2 separate regions of the Homo sapiens genome follow, and region 2 is linked to region 1. The links are chromatin loops, found by intact Hi-C in ENCODE. Cell type or tissue: heart right ventricle. All regions are shown on one strand. Links, peaks and the distances in the headings refer to the core of each region. The heading gives the core; the rest is flanking DNA. Region 1 overlaps NOS1AP (nitric oxide synthase 1 adaptor protein). Region 2 overlaps NOS1AP (nitric oxide synthase 1 adaptor protein).

The links. Hi-C counts contacts between places; a loop is a spot of excess contacts. Peaks named below come from ENCODE experiments on the same cell type or tissue, not always from the same donor. Only the 100,000 strongest peaks of a DNase experiment are listed, where the experiment ranks them.
Region 2: it touches region 1 in a loop (2.4-fold over the local background); 2 of 110 quality-filtered maps call a loop at or near these places.

The regions. Positions count from the first base shown.
Region 1 is chr1:162,275,735-162,284,787 of GRCh38, forward strand. All of the region lies in intron 2 of NOS1AP (nitric oxide synthase 1 adaptor protein), which reads left to right. Among named protein-coding and RNA genes, the nearest start is that of MIR556, 62 kb to the right of the region's middle. In heart right ventricle, for the core only: no CTCF peak of the experiment used is centred there; a DNase peak (open chromatin) is centred at 3,609; H3K27ac peaks cover 1,317 bases.
Region 2 is chr1:162,208,027-162,217,079 of GRCh38, forward strand. The region is part of intron 2 of NOS1AP (nitric oxide synthase 1 adaptor protein); the gene reads left to right. Among named protein-coding and RNA genes, the nearest start is that of MIR4654, 55 kb to the left of the region's middle. In heart right ventricle, for the core only: no CTCF peak of the experiment used is centred there; DNase peaks (open chromatin) are centred at 4,835 and 5,675; H3K27ac peaks cover 1,900 bases.

The DNA.
Region 1 (9,053 bases), core at 2,639-5,138:
ACCTTGCTCTGCTTTGGATCCATGTTCAAATCTCATCTGTCTTCGGGGGCCCTCCCACGCATTTCAGTCTCTATCCAGTAGACTCCTTCCTGCACTCTGGATGTCACAGTGGTTGTGCTTGGTAATGCCACATGCTTTAATAGAGCGGAGACAGAAAATTCAGAGGGAACTCAAATGAGGTAAGGCAGGAGTTGGCAAACCATGGCTCATGGATCAACTCTGGCCCACTGAGCGCCTTTATAAATAAAGCTTTATTGGAACATAGCTGCACTCATTTATCTCTGTATTGTCTATGGCTGTTTTTGTGCTGGAGCAAGAGAGTTGCATAGTTGCAACAAAGATCACATAGCTCTCAGAACATAAAATATTTACCACTTTATCTTTTACAGAAAAAAATTTACTGACCCTCGGAGTCAAGGCTGGTACTGGGGATGAGTTGGGTTATGGCACTTTGCTATGGTGAAAACAGTCCTGCAGAAAACAGTGCTCTTCCTACATAAACCATCCTGGCATCTCTTCACCCAAGTTCATTTGTTGTCATAGAAATTTGGACGACGTAATGTCTGGTGCAGCTTTGGAGTTACCTATGGTGATGGGCTGGAAGAGAAGATGAGATGGAATAGAGATCATGTGGTGCATCAGTCAGTCCCAGTGAAGAACGGGGAGACGCAGGGAATCAGGAGTGACTTGATGACCAGCACTGACTTCTTAGTTTCTATGGTCTGCTAAACCTCACTCTACTTTAGTGGACCTCAGTCTTAGCTGCTCATGAGAATCACCTGGGTAGCTTAAAAAAAAAAAAAAAAGCCCAATGTCCAGGCTGCACTCTAGACCAATTACATCAAAACTTCTGGGGGTGGGATCCAGACACCAGTATTTTTTAAGTTTCCCAGTTGGCTCTAGTTTACAGCCCAGGCTGGGAACCATGGTTCCACTTTACAATCCCATAACCCCGAGGAAATATTGCCACCTACTGACAGTAGATAATTATTATGCCTTGAAAGAAGTCAATAACTTCAGATTCCCCTCCATTCTGGGAACTTGTGTATTGGTTACTGTATTTATATCATTTATGTATGAGAGTTGTATGTTAGAGTTTGATTTGGGGCCATCTTAAGGTGGTTGTTCCTGAGAAACACCTCATGTCTCAATTTTTATGTAACTCAGAATATTGACATATATAATTGGTAGGAATCATTGAATGTTAGCACTGAAAGAAACCTTAGAGATGGTTAGTTCACAAAGCTGACATATCCAAATACCTTTTGGACTTACATACTGTGGTTCTGGCTCCTTGCTTCTCAAAGTGTGGTCTGTGGACCAGTAGTGTCAGCATCATCTGAGACTACGCTAGAAATAAAGAACCCTTGGCTCTCCCCAGACCTGCAGAATGGCCTATAAATTAACAAGGTCCCTGAGTGATTTATATGGACCTTCAAGTTTGAGAAGCACCAGTTTAGAGAATCATATAAGTGGAATCTTCTGGGTGTAGCTTCCAGTTTTATTGTAAGAAACTACTTTTCAAAGAGAGCTGCCAGTATTCTGTTAGAGGCTGAATGATTGCTCGACAGAGACAACACTGTGACTTCGAGAGCCCTCCAAATTCTGATTTTATTATTTTCCTCCTCCTTCTCAAATAGTTTCTTCAGTATCTCTCAAGAATTACCTTCTTCATCATACCTTTCATTATACCACGAATATTCACTGGGGCCATCAGTTCTGCCTACTGTAGTTTCTCTCTTCCCAGCCACCTTACATCTGGAACTTGTATTATCCTAATGGATGAATGCAAGCACAGGTTTTCCAAATTTACCCTTATCTCTTGCTCATCATGTTAGAAAGTCTAAGCTCACCCTAAGCGTACTATGGGGAAATTCAACGGGTAGAAGACTTGGGAGAGCATAGGAAAAGCAGTCCCACATGAATGGCTGTGTGACCCCCACATCCTGTCTAGCTCCTATTACCTGATTCTCCAGTGCAAGATAGACTTTTTCAATGTATAACACATTCTTGTGTTCACCTGTGCTGGCATTGGTGAAAACATTGCTACCTTTTCCAGGCAAGGGATTTAGGGACCACTTCCTTATTCTGCTTCTCAGTCTATATAGTGATTTCATCCAGATATTTTCTTTATTCTTACTATGCAGTGCTTGATACATGTCTCTAGTCTTTCCTAGATTTCTCATTTACAGTGTCTCTTCTTCCTGATTCCTTAGTGCTGTTGCCAAGATTATGTTCAGGATTTGCACCTCTATTTTTCACTCTTTTTAAAACCCTTAAGCACCCTCCTACTTTCTATGCAAAACTATAGTAACTTCTTTTCCATTTTAGAACTTTCCCCATCTGTCTGCATCCTTTCTGCCTTCCATCCTCTTCCCTTGCTTCTGGGATTGACCTGGCCTCACCAAATGCCTTCATTTCTATGTTGGTATACATTTGCCCCACCTTCCTCAAGTGTGCCTGCCCATCTAACTCTTCCTACAAGAGCTATGAAGGTTCATATCACATTGAGTCATGTTTAGAGCTGGGAAGGTGTAATCTAACCCAATACCCTGGCTTCACAGAAGGGAAGAATTATACCCTTCTGTAGGGTAGGTGGCTTGCTCAAGGTCACGTAGCTAAGAATGTGAATACTTGCTGTGAAATAGCATTACTATTCAGTGTAGCTTCTTTGACTTCATAATACTTCATGCAAATTGTTTAACCTAACTTCACAAGGTAAGTGTGGGATGTGTGTGGCAGATAGTGAGAGGTGCTGGGAGGTTTATTAAACATGATTGATTACCTTCTTTTCAAGAGAGGTAAATTGAGCCCTAGAAAGACAAAAGGATTCATCATTTGTCTCATACCCACTTTTGGTCTGAGGCAGAAAACCGTAAATCCTTGATTCATGACTCTTCTAAATACTAGGAAACGTTTACTCCTTCTACGTGTGTGTGTGTGTGTGTGTGTGTGTGTGTGTGTGTGTGTGTGTGTGTAGATATGAATCATACTGTGGTAACAGTGTTATCTCTGCCCCACTCCTCTGCAAGACTATTTATTGCTGCATAATGGATGTGTATATTTTGGGGTACATGTGATAATTTGATACATTCATATAGATTGTAACGATCAAATCAGGGTGACTGGGACATTCATCACCTTAAATAAGTACCTTTGCTTTCTGCCAGGAACGTTGTTTAATGTCTCTAGTCTTCCTACTTACATCATATATTAACCATTTAGAGGAGTTTAGAGGACAGTCTAGGCTAGATATTAGTGGAGAATGATAGAATTGACCGGAGTAGGGTTTATACTGTTGTATTTTTATCTTGCCATCCACCTCTGTCTCTTTTTTTACTTAAAGAAGAGAAGATTCTAATACTTGTTTTTAACATGCTGTGAGAGATATAGAGAAGAAAGCAGCTGAAAGCAGCAGATGATTGTTAGTACTGGTACTCATCTTGCTTCATAAATCAGCCCTTCAGGCCCCTTAATCATTTAGGTTGTTGTTCAGCTACCCGTGACCTGTCAGCATGCTCCTGGTCAGAGAAAAGTGATGGCTGTATTCCCGGGGCTATCTCGTCTCCTCTCTACAGGGAGCAACCGCCACTTGGAGCTCCCCTGAGTACACAGTCCGAGATTGCTTGCACTTGAGGCTGCCGCTGCCTTCCATGCCAGGGCCTGTTTGACTTGCCCTATGCCATCATGCTGGTCTCCTGACACTGTGGAAATGCAGCCTCCTCACAGAACATCTGTGTGTGCATGAACCGCTCTTCCACCTTCTCAACGTTCCAAACAGCAACGAGCTTGAATATTTCCTGCCCCAAAGCCCTCCTTAAGTTCAGAAGGTCTCTTTACCATGTTTTTCTGTCCTCACTGGTATTTCATACCCTTCCCACGTTATTGACATGTGTCCCTGGGTGTGGAATGTTCCTGGTCCTGTGAAGTTAATTTCCAATATGTTCTTATTTCTCTTCTTGCTTTCTGTTATAAAATGGGGTTTGTGTGCTCATGAGACAGCTCATTAACCATGTATTGAATGAATGGAGGAATGAATGAATGAATTTTATTTCCTGGAGCCATGATTCTGAGCTACTAAAAGACACAAGTGTTGGGGAACATAACAAGCACAGAGCCAAGAGTCAGGAGATGTAGGTTCCAGATATGGGTTTTCTGCTAATGAACCTGGGAAGTCTCTTATCATCCCTGGGCACTGGTTTCTTCATCTATAAGATGAAAAGCTTGGTCAACCCTGGTGGCCTCAAACATTTCAAATACAAAGTTTCCTCTATAAATTTTTTAATGAACTATTTCAGGCTGGGTGCAGTGGCTAATGTCTGTAATCCTAACACTTTGGGAGGCCGAGGTGGGAGGATTGCTTGAGTCCAGGAGTTTGAGATCAGCCTGGGCAGCATAGCAAAACTCTGTTTCTATTTAAATAAATAATAAAGAAATATTTCAGATGTAAAAAATGTATGAAAGGTAAAGTATGAATACCTAATGCTTAGCACTCTGTGGAATTTCCTCCCAAAGTAATACTTTTTATTTTATTAGCTTTTGATTTAGAAAATGGATGACAACAACTAGCAATAGCACTTTCATAAGAATCTATCTTGTTACAAGAATAGCTATACTTAAAAAATAGTACATATATGATTAAGACACATTGATTAGTTTATGGCAATTCTTAATGCAAATAAAAATGTATAATAATCCTTGCTTTTGTGGCCCAAAGTAGTGTTTCTGAATAGCATGGTCTACATTACCATGTGCATTTTAAAAAACGCCAACTTTTGGCCGTACTTCTGATCTGCTGAATAAACATTTCTAAAGCCTGGGCCTGTGATTCTGCCTTTTTATCAAGTATTCCAAATGGGATTTAGAACTTGAGTTTTAGATCTCCTTGGTCTACAAAGTAGGATGATACTTCATTTCTATATAATGACAATGAATATTTCTTTAAAAAGTAGCTTCTGTGGTTCCTTTTGAGTATTTTGGAGATTGCAGAGATTTTATTTATACCCAATTTTCAATAATATATCTATTGCAAAAATAAGTCATGCTGGGATTGAGGTAGGTAGATGGGAAATAAATGTCTCTACCCAGTGTTTCCAAGACTCCTCATAGATATTCTGGAATTTAGATTCATTTCAAACTTTGGTGTTGGTCATGCTGGCATTTCTGAGATTTTATATAAATCAACAATACAAGACACATCAGTATTAGAAACTGCCATGGTTCTCAGGAACCCTGCCCCCAAGATTCTGGTTCCATAGGCATAAGAGCCAGAAGTTAAGGAAGCTGGGTAGCCCACAGAACAGAAATTCATCTCACGACCATCCCCCCAATCATTACTCCTAACTGTACAGTCAAATGATTACGAGTGGCTTTGGCCAATAATGACAGCTCTACAGGATTTCATTTTTAAAAGGCTGTATCAAGCATAGATAAAGTGCTCAGTACTGTGCTGTGGACCATGGACCATATAAGGAAGATTAGTTCTTAAAGTCCTTGCACTTCGGAATGGAATCCAGATTTTAATAATTTGGTAATTAACTTCTGGAAGGCTTACTTTATATACAGTGCCTTTTCTTGGGCTCTGTGAATAACCACTGTCAACTATATTCATTACTTTGACATTCATTTATCACCCTCCTATGTCCTGGTCTCTTTTCTTGGGTAGAAATATGTATCAGTCATATTTCTTGCTCTCATGAAGGGTATGGCCTGTGGGATAAATAAATAATCAACCAATCAACAGTGAGTGATAATAGAGGCTTGCATATTGCTGTAGTAACCAACTCTGTGGGAGGATATGGGAAGCGGGAGTTGGCTTCACTGTGTAGAAGTGTGAGCAGATATTTCAAGAATAAACAAGAGTTCACCAGGCAGATGGTGTGGGGAGGGCATTTTAGGCATAGGGAATAGCAAATGCAATTACATGGAAGTGTGGAAAACTATGGCATGTTTAACTTGCATGTGGGGGAGTTCCAGAAATATCATTTCGTGAGCAGAATTTAAGTGGACTTGCCGTGAGAACAAATGTGTTTGTTACATGGTGTTTTAGATTTTGCATTTTTGTATTGTGGTAAAATATACATGACATAAAATTTACCATTTTAGGCCGGGCGCGGTGGCTCACGCCTGTAATCCAAGCACTTTGGGAGGCTGGGGCGGGCAGATCACCAGTCTGGCCAAAATGGTGAAACCCCGTTTCTACTTAAAATACAAAAATTAGCTGGGCATGGTGGCAGGTGCCTGTAATCCCAGCTGCTCAGGAGGCTGAGGCAGGAGAATTGCTTGAACCTGGGAGGCAGAGGTTGCAGTGAGCTGAGATTGCACCATTGCACTCCAGCCTGGGGGACAAGAGTGAGACTTCATCTGGAAAAAATAAAAATACCATTTTAACCCTTTTTAAGTGTACGGTTCTGTGGCATTAAATATATTTACATTGCTGTACAACCATCACCACCATCCATCTCCAGAACTTTTTCATCTTGCAAAGATGAAACTCTGTACCTGTTAAACAACTTCCATTTCCCCTTCTGCTCAGCCCCTATTATTTGTCTCTGTAAGTTTGACAACCCTAGGGACTTCATATAAGTGGAATCATAGAATATTTTCCATTTGTCATCAAGATTCAACCATGTTGTAGCATATGTCAGAATGTCCTAACTTTTTAAGGCTGAATAATATTACATTGTATGTATACACCACATTTTGTGAATCCATTCATCCATTGATAGACATTTGGGTTGCTTCTACCTTTTGGTTATTGTAAATACTGCTGTGAACATGGGTATACTCAGATTTTGTATCTTACTGTCTAAATTTTTAGACTGTCACATCACATAATACATGCAAAAGGACTTTCTGAAAACCCTTTGTGAGACAGTACCTTTGGTAGAGGTGCTTATGGTTTTGTTTTGGAGATCTGCTCACACTCCTGAAACCGAGACTATAGACAGAATATGATTGGAATGCCCAGCAGCACTGTCAGAGTCCACTTTTAAATTTCCTGTGATCATTTGCAAGAAGCGAAGCTCCAAAGCTCCTTCTAGATAGGTAGTGAACACAGTCAAGGACTTACAGAGCCTGGCATAGTGTTTGCCTTTGCAAACTGAATCCTCTCCCCTTGGTGAAGTTGCCTTTGAGCACCTTGACTCATAAGCAGGTCTTGGCTGACATCTGTAAGCATTGCAGAGACAGTGAGAAGGACTTGGCAAAATGAATTTTATGGTTAAGAATGAGGGAGACCTGCTTCCTATGAAGCAGGTGAGAGAGTGTATCACCAGCCAAATTATTTCTGGCCAAGGTGACTGAAGAACCAAGGATCCTGTTTTCTCTCTCTCTCTTTATTGCTTGCTCGCTCTCCCTCTCTCTCTCTCTGTGTGTGTGTGTGTGTTAAAAATCCATGGATATGTTAATATACATATATATTTTTAACATATATATATAATATATGTTAAAAATCAGGTATTTTCAAACATCCAGGGATTCTTTAGGGAGCTACACATTTTTGTGAAAACAGACTGCTAAATGTGTGAGGAGCATCTGATGGCCCCAGCCCTTCCCCTGGACTCTGAGGAAGTAATTCTATTCCTTCTGTTTCTGAAGTATAGCCTCAGGTTTAGGGCTGGCTGGTCCCTTCATGAGATGCCCACTCTGCTGTTGCAGACTTCTGGCTTCCCCTTCTTGGATACTCAGTGACCAGGACAGAGATATATAGGGTTAGGAGGCAGTTTGGGAAGTTGGGAAAAAGGAAGCACTGGGGTGTCAGGAGATGATTAGAAATGAGGCTGCTGATCTGTCAGCAGCTTTCCAACTTCTCATCGATGTTCTTACTCATGTCTTCCATTGAGTGTTCACTCCTGGCTCCTGTTGGATGCTTTTCCCAGCTTCCCCTTCCTGGACCTCACTGACTGGCACGGCACATTAAGTTCCAAGGCCACTATTCCAAAACAAGGTCCCAAGGCTCTATTTGTGAAACCCCAGACACTTTCCCCTGGCCTTTCCAGTCTGCAGGTGGTGTTCCAGGACTTGCATTGTTTTGTTCCCTGAAAGGTCAAGTCCTGTAGGGCTTCATCTGTCCAGGCTGGTGGGGCTCTGGCTGGCAAAGCAAATGCATCAGATCAGCCTGGCCATATTCAGGGAGGGCCAGGCCCGTTGGCACAGACTGCAGGGCTGGCATGGGCTTTGTGGGAGGCTGGTCTGAGCCACAGACGGTGGCACCAGCAGTCTTGTTTGTTCTTCAGCCCCTGGCAAAGCCTGAGCAGATTGGATTCCTGTCCTGTGGAACACAGATGCTTCCTCCAGAGCTCACCTGCCCAGGCAGTGCTCCACCTTGGAGCAGCACCGTCAGTTTGGGAAAAAGGAGGATTTGTCCCTGAGAGCCCCTTCTCTTCTCCATTCTTGTGGTTACTCCATTATCTCTCCTCTGTCCAAATTCATTTTCTCACCCCTCAGTGAACACAATAACATGTTGTCCAAGCAAAGCATAATTGCCATATAAACAAATGGCTTAATGATAATAAATATTCAAGCATTTTCAGATACTTGATTTCCTTTTATTTTCCTAGTTTCCAACATAATTGCAAGTTAATTTTAATTTTTCTATTGGAAAGGGTATGGGACATCTGACCAGCAGGCAGGTGGGGAAGATGCAGAGTGTGTCCAACCCAAGAGTCCTTATAAATAGCACTCAGGCAGTTCTGGCAGCCGTGATGGAACCTGGAGGCCTATTTCCTGCCTCTCTTGTCCATCTTCATTTTGAAGGACTCCAGAGCATTCCACCAGCTATTGTAAGGAGCACCTGTGTTGTCACCATCATTGAGGTTTTGGGAGAAATCATTTGGTCATGCTTTTTCATGCAGTGACTGTGCCCACAGACCCTGTAAGAGCCATTGGGAACTATGTGCATGGTGATTGAATTAGAGACCTGTTTCCAGTTCTAAAGAGAAAGTTCAGTTGCACTTTTGAGTTCTTAAGACGAAGGTATTAAAAGGCATGGCCAAGCCTGCCAAAATACTAACTGTAGAAATAGATAAGGTTTCAGATACACAAGCAAGGAG
Region 2 (9,053 bases), core at 4,385-6,884, 66 kb before region 1:
TGTAGACTGTGGTCAGGCTTGGCTTCTGCCAGCTGGCTATGATGCGGGAGGACCAGCAGTGAGCATGCTTCTTGGGTTTCTCACGGTGAGTCTGGGGATGCTATTGGAGCCCCTCAGCTCAGCCCTTTCACCTGGCAGGGGCCTCCCAGCCTGCCTATTCCAATCTTACCTGCCCTCCAAGACCAAGCTCAGGACCCATCTGTTTTCTAATTAATGCTGGCCTACAGTTGCCACACTTTTCTCAGAATCTTGAAGCACTTACACACCCAATTTAACTCTGGATCACATCCCACCTTGTCTTTTTATAATTGTTTCATGTAGCCTTGAGAGAAGAGACATGTCTTATTCATCTTTAATTCTTAAGTGCCTACAAAGTTCCTGACACATACATATCCTCAATAAATATTGAATTGGATGAATTCTAGTTCATTTTAGCCACCATGTATCTACTAGTGGATCACCTACTTTAGGGTTTCTTAACTTTATTACCACCACCATTTTGGACCAGATAATTGTTTGTTGTAAGGGGCTGTCCTGTGTACTGTGGGATGTTTAGCAGTGTCCCTGGCCTCTATCCATTATATGGATATATGAAATGCCAGTTGTGACATTCAGAAATGACCCCAGACATTGCCAAATGTTCCCTGAAAGGCAAGATCATCCCAGGCTGAGAACCATTGATTAATTGTGTTTTAGACACTGCCTGTACCCTGCCTTCTGAGTTAGGCTATAAATACTTTAGGGGAAATTTTGTTTTCTCAACAATGCCTTTATACCGACCGTAAAGTAGATGTCTAATAAATGTTTACTCCATCTGCTCAGCTCATTTTCCTGGTTGCACCACCTTCATGTGAGGCTGGGGAGAACAGAAAATTTGAGGCCATATTCATCATCTTCTATTAGCTCGTATTAAATAAATGCTTAGAATTTTCTAGTTTTCATTTTGCTTTCCTTGCTGACTCACAGGCCTGCAGTCCCTTACTTTCAGAATGCCAACACTGCAGGGGAATGAGCAAATTCTGCAACCCTTTTTCAGATTACTCTCAAACAATTGATTAAAAGAATAAGCTTATGGGTAAGATTTTTCCTCTTCTGGAATCCCATTTATGGCCTTTAAACCCCATGGGGCCTCTGTATTTGCAATTTTTGCACAAGATGTTTCCCAATTTGCTGGGGAATGACTTCCAGAAATATTTCTGGTGCCCCTTCAGGGATGGGCACCAGTGTAGGGCCCAAGTGTCTCAGGGACTGTCTCACATGTAAGGTTGTACCAGGCAACCAAAAGCCAAACGTCCAAGCCTTTAAGTTGGAAATAGTCTGGACTGAAGTGTGTGTATAAATGCATGTAGATAGAAGGGCGATAGGATAGCACAGTTCTGCTTGGGGAAAATTAGGAGAAGTGGTATTTTAGGAGAACCCAGTACAAACCTCTGGATGTGAGGAGAGCTCAAATATAACCTTGGGTGTTCTGCTAAGTGTCTATGAGGACTTGAACAAGTCAGTTTCCTCTCTTTGTGCCTGGGTTTCATCTGTGAAGGAAGAAGAATAAATGATCTTTATGATACCTTCTACCACTGAACATTCTGTGACTTGAAAACATTATTCTAAAGAACACTTTTTAAATACTCATGGAAGAGAAATTGATTAGAGAGTTGGGCCAGAGCCCTCCCAACACTTTGGGAAGATCCCTCTCTTGCTAGCCATCTTCAAGTTTTGGAAAGCTCTCATGAAGCTGAGAGCTGGGGGCGGGGGGCAAGGGCAGGGGGACTCTTCTGTACTCAAAGCAGAACCAGGCAATTGAAAAGTGGATTCTGGCTCAGTATAACAAGAATTTTCTGGTCATCAGTGTTGTTGGAAGATGAAGAAAGCTTAGGAGGGAAGGAATTCTTCATCACTGGGGCCATTTTAGCCAAGGCTGATGCAGAGTGGGCAGAGATAGAGATATCAGACGAGTGACCAGACTAGATGTCTCTAAGTTCTTTCCAACCTGGGAGTTTTAAAAATGTATATATTTTTGTTAATTTTTCCTTATTATTTTGATCCTTGTGAAAGGAGAAGGAAGAGAGATGGGCATACTGCTGTCTGAAAGACTGATTATATGGGAGGGATGGGTGGTAAGGCTCTGAGGGGGAGAGAGTATCACTTTAACTACATTTCTTCAGCAACAACTTTGCAGTGTGGAGTAGGCTGAGGTGCAAGGGCTTAGAGACGCATTGAGTGGGTTCCTTGGATCTCCTTGCTGTGGGGCCCAGCTCGACCTTCAAGAGCACGGTGACTTCTCCCATGCCCAGCCCACAGCTCTGCTTGCCTCTCTCACTGTGGGCCTCCCTGACTCACTCGACAGCAAGCAAAAGCCACACTGTTTTCCCTGCCACCTTCTGTCTATCTCCCCATGGCTCTGAATCAGCTGTCATGGGAGTTGGCTGTGACTGAGAACCAGAATTAATCCACTTTCTCTGGAAATTATTTCTCTCAGGCCCATGACTGTCATATCACCGAGCTCTCTGAGGCCAGCATCTTTCTGTGAAGTCCTTGCTTTCCATGACAGCATTTTATAGGCTCCGTGTGGAGTTGCTGTTCCACTCTGTAATTGACTGGGCATATTGGTGCCACTTGTAATTACCTCCAGATACTCGCCTGCTTCAAGGCCATGGTGGTGACTCCTCCTTCTCCTGGGCTGCCTTCATCACCAGGCTTCTTTGCCTGTGGAATGGGAGATCCATTTGCTCTGGTTGGCAGGGCATGAGTGACATGTTCAAATAGCTCCATGGCACTGGCCTTCCTCTATCCACTGACTGCCTTTATTTCTTCATCTCTGCTATTGCACACAACGAGTATGGCCCAGCGACTGAACTGGCTGTCACTGTCAGGCCCCTGAGCTCACGGAGTCCGCAGCTGCTGTGATGCTGGAGGGGCTGCAGTGCTGCCCACAAGCCTGGGGGCTCTGGAGTCCTACCATGTGAAGAAAGTTGGTCTCTTGCTACTCTGGTCTCACCCCACTTCCCACCATTGTGTTCTTGCTGTTTCTACCCAGGCAGATCTTCACATGGGGACAATGAATGTGAGACAGGCTCATCTTGGGAATGAGGGTGAATGGTACTTGAGACTGGAGAGAGCCAGCAGGCTTCTTGGGTCTCTTATTGTCTTAGCTCAGCTGCCATAACAAAATATCACAGGCTAGGTGGATTGAACAAGAGAAATTTATTTTTCACAGTTCTGGAGGCTGGAAAGTCCAAGACCAAGGTGCCAGCAGGTCCAGTGTCTGGTAAGGGCTGTCTCTTTGGGTTGCAGATGATTCTTGCTACGTCCTCACATAGCCATTCCTTAGTGCATGTATGAGAAGGACATCTCTCTCTCCCTCCCCTCCTCTTATTGGAAGGATGCCAATCCTATGGGATTAGGACTCTACCTTTGTAACCTCATTTAACTTTAATTACCTCCTAAAAGCCCCTTCTCCAAATGCAGTCACATTGGGGTTTAGGGCTTCAGTGCAGAATGTTGGTGGGGGAGGGACAATACAATCTATAGCACTTATTTATTGATGTTTCTTTTTTCAACTTCAGAAGCAATAACTCACCTCCTAGGGCATTAAAAACCCAGTGAGGCAGTGGGTTGTTTGGCTACCTTCCTGTCCGAACTCTTTCTTTCCTTGTTTCCCTGTGTTTTTTTCTTGACTGTTTGAGACCCTGGGGGAGCCACTTTCCTTCCTCTCTCTGCAGTCTGATTGTTTACACTTTGCTGACCGTATCCTGGTTAAGGAAACTGACAAGGGTCCAGGGTCTCTAGGTGTCCTGCCATCGGAGGGACTGGCTGAATTAGCAGCAGCTGGCCCTGAATCATCCTTGGGAGTGTTGTATATTTAAGTCCAGTACTTGTAGCTTCCCCCCACAAAAGAAGATCATTTTACAGAAAACAGAACCAAGACCCCAAAAGTTCAGATTGTTGGTATGAAGTCATAAGACTACTTAGTGACAGAATCAGGAGTGTAAACCTAGCTCATAATCTCTAGTCGATGCTATAGCTGGGGAAGGACCAGGCAGATTGCAGGAGGAGATGCCTTGCCTGTGTTGCTGAGTTTTCCTCCCTCGGGTTGCCCTCTTGGAGGCTCCTCTTGTTTTTATACTTGACAGGACAGGGACAGGAAAAAGGTGAGACAGCTCATCGTGTGGCCCCCTCTGCAAGGCTGGGAAGGTGTTGTTTGACATATAGAGAACCAGGGGCTGCATGATCAGTGGTCTGAGCAGTGGTCTGGTCTTCTGTAGTCCCACCTCATCTACTTAATGACCAGTTAACTCTTAATTCAGGTGACAGTAAACATTTAGCACCTGTGCTGGGTGCTGGGCTATAGTGGTGAGCAAAATGGGCTGGTCCTGCCCTCATGAAACACAGTCTAGGTTTTATGCACCAAACTATTTACTCTCCCCATCACAAATCCACATTGACACTCAAGGATGGGGAACCTCTAAGTGACTGGGGTTTGGGATGGGAAATATGTAAACTCTGCCCCCCGCCACCCCGCTGCCCACCCCAGTCTGGTAATAGGTGTGTATGTTGGTGGTGGTAGTGGAAGAGTGGTAAGGGATATAGGATAAGAACAGGGGTAATTGTAAAAGCTTCGGGATTTTAGTGAAGCCACACACTTTCCTGCCCCATGATCAGTCTAGGGGGTCTAGCTGTGGATGCAGGCCTAGAAAGTATCAGTGAGTGGGTGGAGGATAGCCATGAGATGGCTGTGGAGAGTCTCCTACCTCTCCTTCTTCCTGCTGGGATGTTGCTTCTGCCCTCGACACACCCTGTGAACTTTGGCTGCTGCCGTGTAGCTTCTGAACTCTCTGTGGAGTGAGTGCCCCCGGCACACGGCGGACCATGTCAACAAGTTCAGCTGTATGAGCCTAGAGACTGTTCCTCGAAAGCCTGTCACACAGCTGCCTTGAGCCCAAGTGACAAGCTGTGGATCTTGCCCAGGGTAACCATTTCTGACTCTCCTGAATAATATGGGGTGGATCTGGGGCATTGTGTCTAGGAAAAGCAGGTGGAGGGTGTCTCTAGGGGATCAGGTCAGGGCTGGCCGCCCACCTCCCCACCCTCAAGGAATCTAGATACAGTTAGGGAGTCCCAGGTAACTTGAACACCCTGGTACATTTCCTTAGGAAGGAAATGAACGTATGAGCATGACCCCTTTTGCTTTATTCCAATACATATTTAAATACCCCAGCAACTCTCATCCACAACATTAGCTGTGATAACCAACTGTATTTCCTGTCTGAGACCCTTTCCTTCTCCAGTAATTAGCCTTTGTCTAGCCTTTAATCCAGTGGTGGTTATATGGGGAGCTGCCTGGTCAGGAATTTTTGCATTGAGGGAGGAGACTCTCCCACTGATCCTGTGCAGGCATTTTTGCTGACAGATTGTTATGGCTGGAGTTGCCAAATACAAGAAGCAGAGACCTTTCACCTTCACCTGAGCTGTGTGCTTTAGAGAAAGAAGGATGTGCCCACCTCCTATTTTCTGTCCTCACTGTTGAATTCGGTTGACATTCAGTTGCCCAATCTGCAGTCATATCCAACTAACTGGATTGTTTTTAAGTTCTCCTCTGGATGAATTATGAGCTTTCTTGACTTTGGTCAGGCTGCCTGGAGTCATTCCCAGCCTGGGCAGGTGCTGTGCCAACTTCCCTGGCATGTGCCTGTGCCTGCGGATTTTACTATTTGACCCCTAGCTCTCCCTTGGAAATACCAAGCCTGGAACTCTGGAGAAGGCGCCGCCGCTCGTGTAGTTCTGAAAGGCTCTCTTTGTCCTGAGGAATGCCTGTTGCAATGAAGCTTGGTAAATAGCCAGCTCATTTCTCCTATAAATTAAAATGAAGGAACCTCATCCGCTAGAAGTAACTTTACTTGTCTCGTCTCATCTTCTTTATTCAAGCCTATTTAATGAATATTTATTTAAGACCTAAAATCCAGCACTGTGCCAGGCACTATAATGGGGGACATAGAAGTAGAAGTTTGTGGTCCCTGCCTTCAAGGGCTTAAGGCTTCTCAGTGGGGACAGGCCATGTGCACATGAAACTATCAAAGAATATATAAAATTGAATTCAATTAAATGCCAAGTGGAGGAGTTTTCTTCTTTGGTGTGCCTGTGGGACCAGAGTTCCTTTTCCTATGTCTTTCAGAGATATCCATTTATTTCAGCCCCTTTAACATTTGTTCCTTTGTTAATCTGTTTGCTTGTTCATTCGTTCGTTCGTTCATTCATTCATTCATTCATTCATTCAGTAAAAGCCAATATATTGTTTACTCTTTGCCCAGCACTATGCTGCGTGCCCGCCTCCAGACAGAGAGGTGATATCAGCATGGCCCTCAGCAGGCTCACAGTCTGGTTGGAGGGAGAAGGAAAGGGGGAAGTGAGTATGCACGGTGGTAAAGGCTGTACACCCAGGAGGAATAGAGTGCCATGGGGACTGGAGGGAAGGGCTGCTTAGCTTCTGAGTTTTGATTTTCCCTTCATAATTTTTTTTTCTGTTCAAAAATAATTCTCAGTGTTTTTCTTAACCTTTCCATCATTCAAATGGCTGATTAACCCTCCTTTACTGTCAAGCTGCATATCTTTTTAATTTTGTGAAGTAGCCTTTTCTTCATTAGATACTGTGTATTCATTTGTCTTTTATCTTATATTGTATATTTGTTATTGTTTATTGTGTTCTTGAATCACTTCACAGAACTACTATTTGGCCTAATTTTCGGTCTGGAAATAGCTACTATTTTCTTCCATGAAGAGTGGCTGACAGCATATGGGAGTTCTGTCTGTACGCTAACATTTGTTTGTTAGTCATATTTCTCTCTTTTTTGCCTCTAATAGTTGCTCAGAGTTACTAATTTACCATCGTTATTAATGAATTCTTAAACATTTTTTGAAAATGTCACCTTTCTCCCTGCCAGGCTACATCAGTGAGTGGAGCAACAAAAACAGAACACCTTCAATAACAGAAAACAATATTCCTCTGGCTTCACCCCAACCCACCGTGATAGGGCTTTTATGCTGCATTCTCCGCGAAGCTTCTCCAAGATTTCTTGAGCATGCTTGGGAGGGATCTCACGGGTCCTCAAGGCCACAGTGCTCTCAGGACCATGAGATGCCTAGGATTCCCTGTCTCCTGTGTGTGGTGATGCCTGCCCTGAGCACCCCTAGCCTCGGGGCCCGTAAGTCCCAGGAAGTGCCTTGCCAAGGCCCCGGGGCCGAGTCTTTCTGAGGCTTGCCAGAGCTGAGCCACAGCACTCGACTGCGGTCATGCCACTCCCTGCTTTTAGAAACTGGCTTGCTGGGTGGGCCACACTGGTGATGCACTGGACCTTGCAGGTGGCAGCACTGTGTTGTGTCCCCTACTGAAGTGGTGAAACCTTAACTTGCATTGCGGGGCTAGGCTCATGAGCCCTGGGTCATTGCTGTCTGCTGCTCTCTGTCCTGCTATTTGGCCTGTTCCTAAGATGCAAACATGGATGCTGGGCCAGGAGACAGTCTGAGTGGCAGGCACTGTATTATGCTTATAACTGACCTGCTGCCTGGCCTGAGCTCTGTCACTGGCTCAAGCTTGAGGACCCAGCTCTGTCCTCAAAACAGATGCTCTCCCAGCAGGCCCTTTAGTGTGTCATCCAGATGGTCTCCAGCAGAATGGCCCCTTGGGTCCTCCACTCATGCCCAGGCAGACCTGAGACCTCGGGCAGATGCACCTTAGGCTCAAGCCAGGACTGTTGTGATGATGTCGAATTCTATAATCTTTCAGATTTAAAGATGATAAATCTTTCAGAACATTTAGAAAACAGAGGAAAGGAACAATGATAACCCATGATCTTACCATGCTTCTTTTGTTAGCATTTTGGAGAATTTCCATCAGACCTTTCTCATGCACATATCCTTCATAGCATTATAACTCACTGTTCTCTGGCCACGCCTTGGTCTGTCTGTCCAGCTTCCGTGTGTGTTCACCCGTTTGTGGGATGGCGAGTGGAGACCATGCTGAGCCTCTCATTTGCACTTTTATTTCCTGCTCCAACTGCAAGCTGCTTCCTTGCCCTCCTCCCCCATCTCCTCCCTGTCATCAGTCTTCTGAGTCCATTGACGTTGATTTGCATTCCTTTGCCTTCTCAGGTTGCTTTCTCATTGGTTGCTCTACTCTGAGCCACCTGTGTCCCATTCCTACTCTTACTTCTGCCAGGGACCTCCTCTTGCTGGTGTGTGCTAGGCCCACTAGCCAGAAGAAAAACCCTCTTTCACACAGATGCCATGAAGGGAAGGAATCTAGGCTGGGACTGGAGGTTGTATTAGGATCCATGCCCATGTAACTCTGCCCTGGCTAAAGCAGTGCTACTGTTGTGGGGACATTAATGACACCTTTGAAAGTGGTTTTATCAGTGCCTAGACAATCACTGGACCATTTCCTTCTAGAGCGGGCTTTACATCTTATAGTTGGACTCTTGGTGACTTGCATTTTAGTCTCAGCTTTGCCTCTGAGTCCTGCTATGTACTTTAGGCAAGTCGCTGAACCTCTATGCTTTGGTTTATTCATCTACCAAATGGGAATATTACAATTTGTCCTGTCAACATCACATGTGTATTGCAGATAGCATGACAAACCTGCTGTAATCCTGGTAGTACCATAATGTAAAATAAAATAATTATATTTGAAAAGAGAAGTATAAACATTGTGATAAGAATGTTATAAGAACACTGACTGTGGAATCAGGCAGCCTGGGTTCAAATCTTGGCATGACTATTACTGGCTGTGTGACCTTGGTCAACTTTCTAAACTTCTCTGTGCTTTGGTTTCTTCTTCTATCCAATGAGTAAGACAGCATAGCAGTACTTATAAGTTTATGGTTTTGGTAGGATTAGATGAGTTAACACATATAGCAAATTTAAAGGTGGGCTCAGCACATTTGCAAGTATTGTGATTGTGGGTGCTGTTATCGTTTATAGAGGATTCATCATCAAATCTTTTCCTGCTGTGAAGGGAAGGAGCTTTATGTGACTGACTTGGAGAGGAGCAAGGGCGTTCATGT